Regions from separate parts of the Mus musculus genome. Here all the other regions are linked to region 2. The links are chromatin loops, found by intact Hi-C in ENCODE. Cell type or tissue: heart. All regions are shown on one strand. Region 1 overlaps Men1 (multiple endocrine neoplasia 1). Region 2 holds the start of Rasgrp2 (RAS, guanyl releasing protein 2). Region 3 overlaps Nrxn2 (neurexin II).

Region 1 (2,500 bases), 61 kb after region 2:
TAGGTACCCCTCCCAATTCTCGCCGCGCTACAGGTGCAGAGCATAAAGTTCAAAATCCTAAAACAGCAAAAGCAGATATCCACTCCCGCCCCATCCCCGATTTCTCAGATGAAACACATACATACATCTCTCTTTTTTCTTAACAAAATGCATTTATCTTTCTTGGAACTGAAAAATAAATCTATGTACAAAACAGGAAGAGGCTGGCCCTCCCCCACCCCGTGCAGATTTCCTCCTGGGACCTCAGGGAGGTTCCCAGAGGGCTGGAAGAGGTCCTGCTCTGTTCTTGCGCCAGTTTGGTCAGGAAGGGGGCGAGGCTCAGTATTCACAGATAAGAGTCGGAGCTTCATGTCCTGTACTCAGGGGCTAGGGAGACGAGGAAGATTTCCAAATTCGGGCAGCAATATGTAAGTTCTTTGGGGTAAGGGATTTGGATTCCCAAAGGATGGAACTCTATATAAAGTGCGGAAATCTACCCCTAGGGACTGAATGGTCCTTGGTTTCCAGGTAGCAACTGTGCTCTGGGGCTAAGGTCAATCTAGCCCCCAAGTGGGAGGAATGCCCTACTGTTCAGGCGTGACTTGGGCTCCTGTCATGGTCCACTGAATTTCGGGGGATTGGACCTACAATGAGGTTCCAATTGGCCGGCTGGTGGGGATGACACCTACATTCTAAGAACTGAGCCAGGGCTCTGGGGCCTGAAGAGGGGCTAAATGAAGGCTCCTAGTCACTGCAGGACAGCTCTGGGTCCCCTAGGACTGAGGGCGGAGTCTAGGCTTGAATTAGAGGATGAGGGTGAAGCCTGCTGGGAGTGAGGGCAGGCCTGGGGCCTTGCCACAGAATCAGAGTTCAGAGGCCCTTGCGCTGCCGCTTTAGGAAAGAGAGTGTGTAGTCGCTGGGTGTGGACACTTTCTGTTTCTTCATCTGCACTTGCGACTGTGCCGTGAGTTGCAGCTTGATGGCGCTCGAGTTGATCTTGGTGGCCACCAGTAGCTCCTTCATGCCTTTCATCTTCTCACTCTGGAAAGTGAGCACTGGGCCCTCTGGGGGTGGCGATGCTGCAGGTGCTGGAGCCTGAGCAGCATTGCCGACTTCCTGGCCACCGCGGGTAGTACCTGGGACAGTCCCTGACGTTTTCCTAGGTGGTCCCGACCCTGCACTTTGTCCTGAGCCCGGGCCCTTGTCCAATGCAGGCTTCTTGGGTGGTGGTGGCTCCTCAGGCTTGGACTCTCTTCGGGGACCACGCCGACGGCCTTCTCGGGCTTCATCCCCCCATGGTTCTTCAGCCTCGGCCGCCTCTGCTTCCCGGCTAACTATGTGCACCTTCTGCCGCACCTGAGCAAAAGCGCAAGCCAAGTGAAAGGCTGAGGATCATCCGTGGGACCTCTAGGCTCAGCTCCTGGCCACCCCTCTAGCAGTGTCCTCTCATCTGTACTCATACACATGCAATGTAACCTCACTCCCCTACAACTACTGTCACCACCTGTAGTTCCCATGCCCTGGATAGGCCCCTCTCACCTGTCCCTCGAAGCGGCCTAGGGACTGCACAAGGAAAGTTGCCCAGCCTACGTGCAGTACTGGTGTGGGGCTACCCTCCTCCCATTTGCAGATGCCATCATAAAATCGCAGCAGGTGGGCAAAGCATTCTGGGTCCTGGAGAGCAGAACCTTGGCCCTGGGTGCCCTGGATAAGAGGGAAGGTACAGCAGAGGTCACAGAGCGTGCAGGCCAGGCTCCCTCCACCTGGGCAAAGCCTCAGTTTCAGGGAAGGCAAATGCAGGCAGGACCTCCTTCCTTTTATAAAACCAACCCTTAGTGCGAGTGAGGGGAGGAGGGGCGTGCCTTTCCTCACCTACAGCCTAGCCCAGGTTAGAACCTGACCATCAGAGAGATGGACCATCAACCCATTTCTCTAAAAGCTTTAGCTCTAAAACCCCCTAAAATCCTTTCAAACCCTCGCCCAGGGATCAGCTCCAGCAAAAGAGAATTCCCAATCCTGTCCTTGCGGTCTCATCAATGTGCCCCGGACGGAGGGTGCGCCAATGGAGGCCAGCCCTTCACCTGGGCTTGCTCCCCAGTCCGCTCTTCGCCTGTTTCTAGCAGGCTGGCCGCCTCCTTCAGCAGGTTGGGGATGACGTCATTGGCCACTTCAAAGAATTCCTTGTAGATCTCCTCATCCTCCCGGCAGTAGTTGTAGCTGTGAGAACACACAGGATTCAGTTGACAGTTGTCCCACAATGGGACATCCCACTGACTGGGTGCGAGGCTGGAGTCCTTGTTCACCCAGATGTGATCATGCTAGTCAAAGGCAAGGTTATGGAGTGGGATGTGGGGACTGGACTAGAAGTTGGGCAGAGACAGAAGCACCATGGATAACACAACTGACTATAAAGCAGGAAAAACTGGGCAGAGAGGAGTGACAGAAAGGCATGAGGAGGAGCAGCAGCTAACCAGGGGTTCTCAGTTCCCAAGTAATGGTAGCCTTGACTGTATAGGGGCTG
Region 2 (2,500 bases):
TGCAACTCACCAAACGCTTCGATGCAACCACGGAGCAGCTCCTCCACGGTGCAGCCCTTGTCCAGGTCCAGAGTGCTCGTCATGGCTGCCGGTGCCAGTAGGCTAGACCCAAGCTACACTCTCAGAGCCTCCCACGGTGCTCAATTCGGACCCCTGTCCTGGGAGAAGTGGGAGTCAGCAGAGGCGCGGGAGGTGGGGGGAGCGGCTCGGCGCGTAGGAACGGGGCGGAGTGGGCACGCCCCCTGCTGGGCATGGGCGGAGTTGCCTGCCGTTGCCCCTCTAGGGTTAAACGGTCCTGCCCCGGGATGGTGCAACTCGCTAGTTGGGAAATGGACTAGCTGAGAGGCTTCCGGCCCACCCGCGGAGTCGCGGGAGGTTAGAAGGGTTCTACGAGAATAAGGGACGAGCCAGGACCCCAGGGGTTAGTTAGTGCCCCAAGCCTCCTGGCGGGCCCTCCTCTCCTTGCATTTGCTCCCCACAGGCACCTGCAACACCCCACAGCTTGACTCTGCACTCCTCCCGCTTCCCCTCCCTTCACAGCCTCCCTTCCCCCGCAGGGTTATTTTGGGAACCCAGTGCCTGAGGGGACCTCGGAGGAATTTCTCCCTGGGATGGAAGGAGGGAGGAGGGAACCCAGGAGTCCTGCCTACATCTCCCCCTCCTGGGCTCCCCGAGTGGGAGGCGGGGCCGTAGCATCCCCCAGGGGCCTGCCCTTGGGGAGGAGGGCTAGAGAGAAGAACATTCCTGGGGCGGGGGGTGGGAGGGGTAGCCCACTGCGGTTGGGAGATGTCAGTGGGAAGCCAAAGCCTGGGAACCGCGGACTCCCAACCCACAAGTACTAAGGTCCCAGGAGTCCGGTCCTAGCCCTTCCAGAATTGCCATATATCTTCCCAACCTGGGCTCCCGCCTTCCCACCCACCCTGCTGCATAGTTAAATTGTGCGTGAGAGCACCGAGTAGGGAGCCCAGAAGGGGCCGCTAGCGCCATGGCCTGCATGACACCATTAATAATCCTGGTCATCAGTGGGGACTATAAAAGCACCCATGCAGGAACAAACACCTATTCTCTAGACTAGGTATTTGCCGAAGGCCAATGACCTACATTAAGTGCAAGAAGACCCTTTTCACACACACCAGGGTCATAGACACCTCCCGTCCTAATCACACACAATGGCACCCACATCCCATGCACACCTGCAATGAAAATCCTCAGCCACACATACCCAAGTCCTTTACTTCAGAATGCAAACCTGAATGCAGTTCACCTCCCAGACCTTCTGTTCACTTGAACCAGCTCAGCCTCTGATCTCTCGATCACAGTAGCTCTGACATCTGAACACGTGTGCACACACGCAAAGACAGTGCATCTCCACGCATGTACACTCCCACACGCATCCACATACCCCCTGGTTGCGCACACACCCATTCTGCCGCCCCTCCCCCCTCAACCAGGCTCCAGGGCTCGCAGCCCCAAAGCCTGGGGTTCTTTACATTCCTGGATCTCGCCAAAACCTTGTCCCAAGGAAAGGGACCTCGCCCTTACACAGACTCCCCTACATTAGGGAATCCTCCCGAGGACTTCTCAGAGTCGTTCCCTCCTGACTGTTACTTCCTTGCTGGGTGACCTTGAGAATCATTTAGTCTCTCTGAACCTCAATTTTCCCATCTGTCAAATGGGGACTTGCAGGGAAGAGCCTGGTAGATACGTTTCAGGCGAGCACCGGAATGCCTCGAACGCCCCCCTCCTGCGGGTGGCTCTAAGTGCCTCATCCCCTCCGCAAGCTCTGTCCCACCCAGGACCGCAGATTCCCCACCCACCCGCAGTCCCCGCCAGCCTGCCCCTAGGAGATCCCTAGGGGCCGCACCCTCTGTGTCCCACGCCCCACCCGCGCGCGTGCTCGCTCACTCACTCTTGGGACCCGCAGCGCGGACCCCGAACCCTGCCCGGCCAGCGCCACCTCCGTGCGCTCCCGCCCGCCGGCCTCGCTGCGGCTGCGGCTCCCACCCGGTCTCCGCGCCGCGGCCCAGCGCCCTGCCGCCCCGCCCCCTCCCCGCCCCTGCACCCCGCGCCGCGCCTCCTCCACCGGGGACTCCCCCTCTCGCCCCGCGCGCGCCGGGCCCTGAAGCAGATTAACCCCTCCCCTGCCGCCCCAGAGAGTTTAACCGCGGGCGGGGGGCTGCGCCACTGTTGGTGTGGGGACCGCGTGCAGCAGCCCTCCCCCACCGCGACACCCCCGGGCTCTGCGCCCCGCCTGGGTGTCGCACGGAGGAAGCCGGGAGGGGCAGGAAGCGGACTGCGGTGGGGAAGGGGCGCCCCGCCCAGCCCCCCGGTCCGGGTTCCTGTTTTCGAGACAAACCGTTCCCACGGGGTTCACCCTGCCCGGGCCCGGGCGTCTTCCTGCGGGCGGCGGAGGCCCGGGCGTGGTGGAGGTCGCGGGCGTGGGGCTGCGGATCCTTGCGATGGCCTGGGGGAGGGGCTGGGACAGAATGCGAGCTGGTTT
Region 3 (2,500 bases), 52 kb before region 2:
ACTGTGAGACACCTGTCCTCCCCTAGGAACAGACCCACGGGCCAGCACGGGGATCTCATTGCAGATTCTGCAGACCTCTTCTCCAGCACACAAGCCTGCCTCTCTCCCTCCAGGCAGGCTGCCCACACTGCCCCGCTGCATCCGGATGCCAAGGCACCAGCTGCTGCCCCAGTGCCTGGCATAGCCCTCACTGCAGCTGGCAAGGCCTTCTGTCCTGAGGCCACAGGGCAGCAAGCTGAGGGGGCAGGGCACGGGCCACATTGGGACCATCTGAATCCCTCCCTCTGTGCGGGGGACCCTAAGCGAAGGTGAGGTGACCAGCAGAGACAAGGACATATTTAACGGTGATGTGAGGAGCTCAGTGTAGAAGGGGACAAAGATGGACCCTCAGTGGGACAGGAGAGAAATGGAGACTGGCTGTAAGGGAAGGAGCGGTCACATGGAACCCTATTGATAAAGAACAGGAGGGAACCCTGAGGGGACAGGTAAGGAGGAGGGCCAGCCAGCATAGAAAGGGGACAGGGACCTCTGGGGAACTGAAGCCAAGGCTTTCTGGAGCTTTATTGTTTCCATAGCAACCAGGCCTGCTGCTCAGACACTGACAGAGCCAGGGGGCTCAAGGACCAGAAACAGGAATGCATTTGACCTTGGCTTCACCACCCATACTGTTAAACCCGCCCAGAGGTCAGACCTCCCCTCCCACTCCCTCACCTTCACTGCGGTCAAAGCAAATAACATCGCTGAGACACAGACAGAAGGAGAGGAAAATACGGCAGCCACCTGAAAAAGTGATTGGGACCAAACAAAAGAAGTCAGGGGAAAAAAAAAAAAGGAGAGGCAGGGCTGAGGCTGGACTGTGGCTGCCAAGGCGCAGAACAGAAATGAGGCCGTTCCCGGACTCCTCAGGTGGACCCAGGGGAGGAGGCAAAGCCAGCTATGCCGCAAAGCCTGAGCTGACTGGACCTCAGTCCTCCTGACCTAGAAAGGGAAAGAGATTTCTAAGGTCTGGGGGAGCCTGAACTCATTTAAGAAGAGGGAAGAGGCATGGTAGGCAGGTGGGCAATGGTAGCAAGAAAATTGAAGATGAGGGGAGAGAGAGAAGAGAGAAGAGAGAAGAGAGAAGAGAGAAGAGAGAAGAGAGAAGAGAGAGAGAGAGAAGCAAAGGTGGACCCTCATGGAGACTGTTACTCCAGGGATCAGAATGTGCAGTGTAATGTGATGTGGCCCTGGGAGCTTCTTGGAGCCCTAGCTGGATCTGAGATGCTCAAATCCTGAAGCGCCAGGCAGGGGGCGCTTTCCTCCATCACCCACAGTGGCCAGGCCACAGTCAGGAACTACAACTCCCATCAGCACGTGAGAAACCACAACTCTTAAGAGCTCCTAGTGTAGAAAGGGAGTCACTGCCAATACTTGTTTGCTTCTCCATCAGGGAATCTGTGGCTTCACAAGTGTGCCTAACAAAGCTGAATGTGGCCAAGGACTGAGAGGGTTTCTAGGTGCCGTGAAAGGGAGGCAACAGCTGCCCCCTTTGCAGACCAGCTCCAAGGCCTCCTCTGGGAAGCTCTCCAGCCGCTCTGACCCTCCTGGCTCTGGGGATCTACAGCTGTGTGTTCTGCTCATTTGGCACTTACTGCCTAGGAACTGCCTAGGACATCTTGTACAGCTCCCTCGGGAGGAAATGCAATGTGAGAGAGAAGCCCTGGGTGCTGGAGCTGGCTCTACCAACTAGCTCTATGGCCTCGGCCAGGCCACAGAGCGCTAAGCCCAGCTCTCTCCTCTCTCCTCCTCCTGTCAGCCTACCTCCCCGGGCGCTGCAGGAATCTAGAGAGACGCTGAACATGACAGCCCATAATCCAGTCGTAAGTGACTCTGCCCCTGGATGTGAAGGCACGCATGCTCACCCCTCCATCGGTGAATAAATAAGTTAACTCTTCTGAACAAAGCCTGCAGTTCCTGTGCTCTTACCCGGACCACAGTCAGGAAGACGCTGGGAACAGTGACCACTCACTCACTTTAAATAATTGTGAGCCACATGTGGTGGTGCACACCCGTAATCCCAACACCCAGAACACAGAGGCTGATGTATTTCTGTGAGTTCAAGGGCAACCCGGTCTACACAGTGAGTTCCAGGACAGCCAAAACTACACAGTGAGACCCTATCAAAATTAGTAATTAATTAATTAAATGTGCTGAGCTCATGCCTACATATATGTCAAGAGCTGTGCAGAACGTAGAGAGACAATGAAAATCCTGTCCTCGGGGAGCTCAGGACCAGAATGGGCAGCAGAGAGAGGCAGGATGTGGTATGACTGATCCTAAGGGGATGCAGACAAAGGGGCACCCAGGAGTGTCCAGGCTGGCCCAGGAGTTCAGGGAGATAGCCCACAAAGACAGAATGGCTGCTTTTCTCACAACCTGGCTCTAAGAGACAGCGAGGAGCCGGAGCAGGTCTTGGGACAGTGCAAACCCAGACGGACAGTAGGGCACTAGTCGGAGGGTG

Evidence for each region. A loop is a pair of places that touch in the nucleus more often than their neighbours do. Peaks named below come from ENCODE experiments on the same cell type or tissue, not always from the same donor. Only the 100,000 strongest peaks of a DNase experiment are listed, where the experiment ranks them.
Region 1: it touches region 2 in a loop (5-fold over the local background); 2 of 42 quality-filtered maps call a loop at or near these places.
Region 3: a loop joins it to region 2, with 6 times the contacts of the local background. A loop is called at or near these places in 19 of 42 quality-filtered maps.

The regions. Positions count from the first base shown.
Region 1 is chr19:6,338,522-6,341,021 of GRCm38, reverse strand. It overlaps Men1 (multiple endocrine neoplasia 1), which reads right to left. Exons shown (of 10, transcript NM_001168489.1): 8 at 2,061-2,196; 9 at 1,519-1,683; 10 at 128-1,335. The coding sequence ends at 850. It also overlaps a transcript of Map4k2 not described here. Among named protein-coding and RNA genes, the nearest start is that of Map4k2, 1.4 kb to the left of the region's middle. In heart, a CTCF peak has its summit at 945; DNase peaks (open chromatin) are centred at 241, 871, 1,631 and 2,132; H3K4me3 peaks cover 1,177 bases; H3K27ac peaks cover 514 bases.
Region 2 is chr19:6,399,374-6,401,873 of GRCm38, reverse strand. It overlaps Rasgrp2 (RAS, guanyl releasing protein 2), which reads right to left and starts at 1,333. Exons shown (of 17, transcript NM_011242.3): 1 at 1,223-1,333; 2 at 11-153. The coding sequence starts at 83. In heart, a CTCF peak has its summit at 974 (motif pointing right); DNase peaks (open chromatin) are centred at 413, 593, 1,513 and 2,303; H3K4me3 peaks cover 2,500 bases; H3K27ac peaks cover 1,902 bases; H3K27me3 peaks cover 251 bases.
Region 3 is chr19:6,451,224-6,453,723 of GRCm38, reverse strand. The region is part of intron 5 of Nrxn2 (neurexin II); the gene reads right to left. Among named protein-coding and RNA genes, the nearest start is that of Gm14965, 34 kb to the right of the region's middle. In heart, a CTCF peak has its summit at 1,295; DNase peaks (open chromatin) are centred at 1,333 and 1,633; H3K27ac peaks cover 307 bases; H3K27me3 peaks cover 1,072 bases.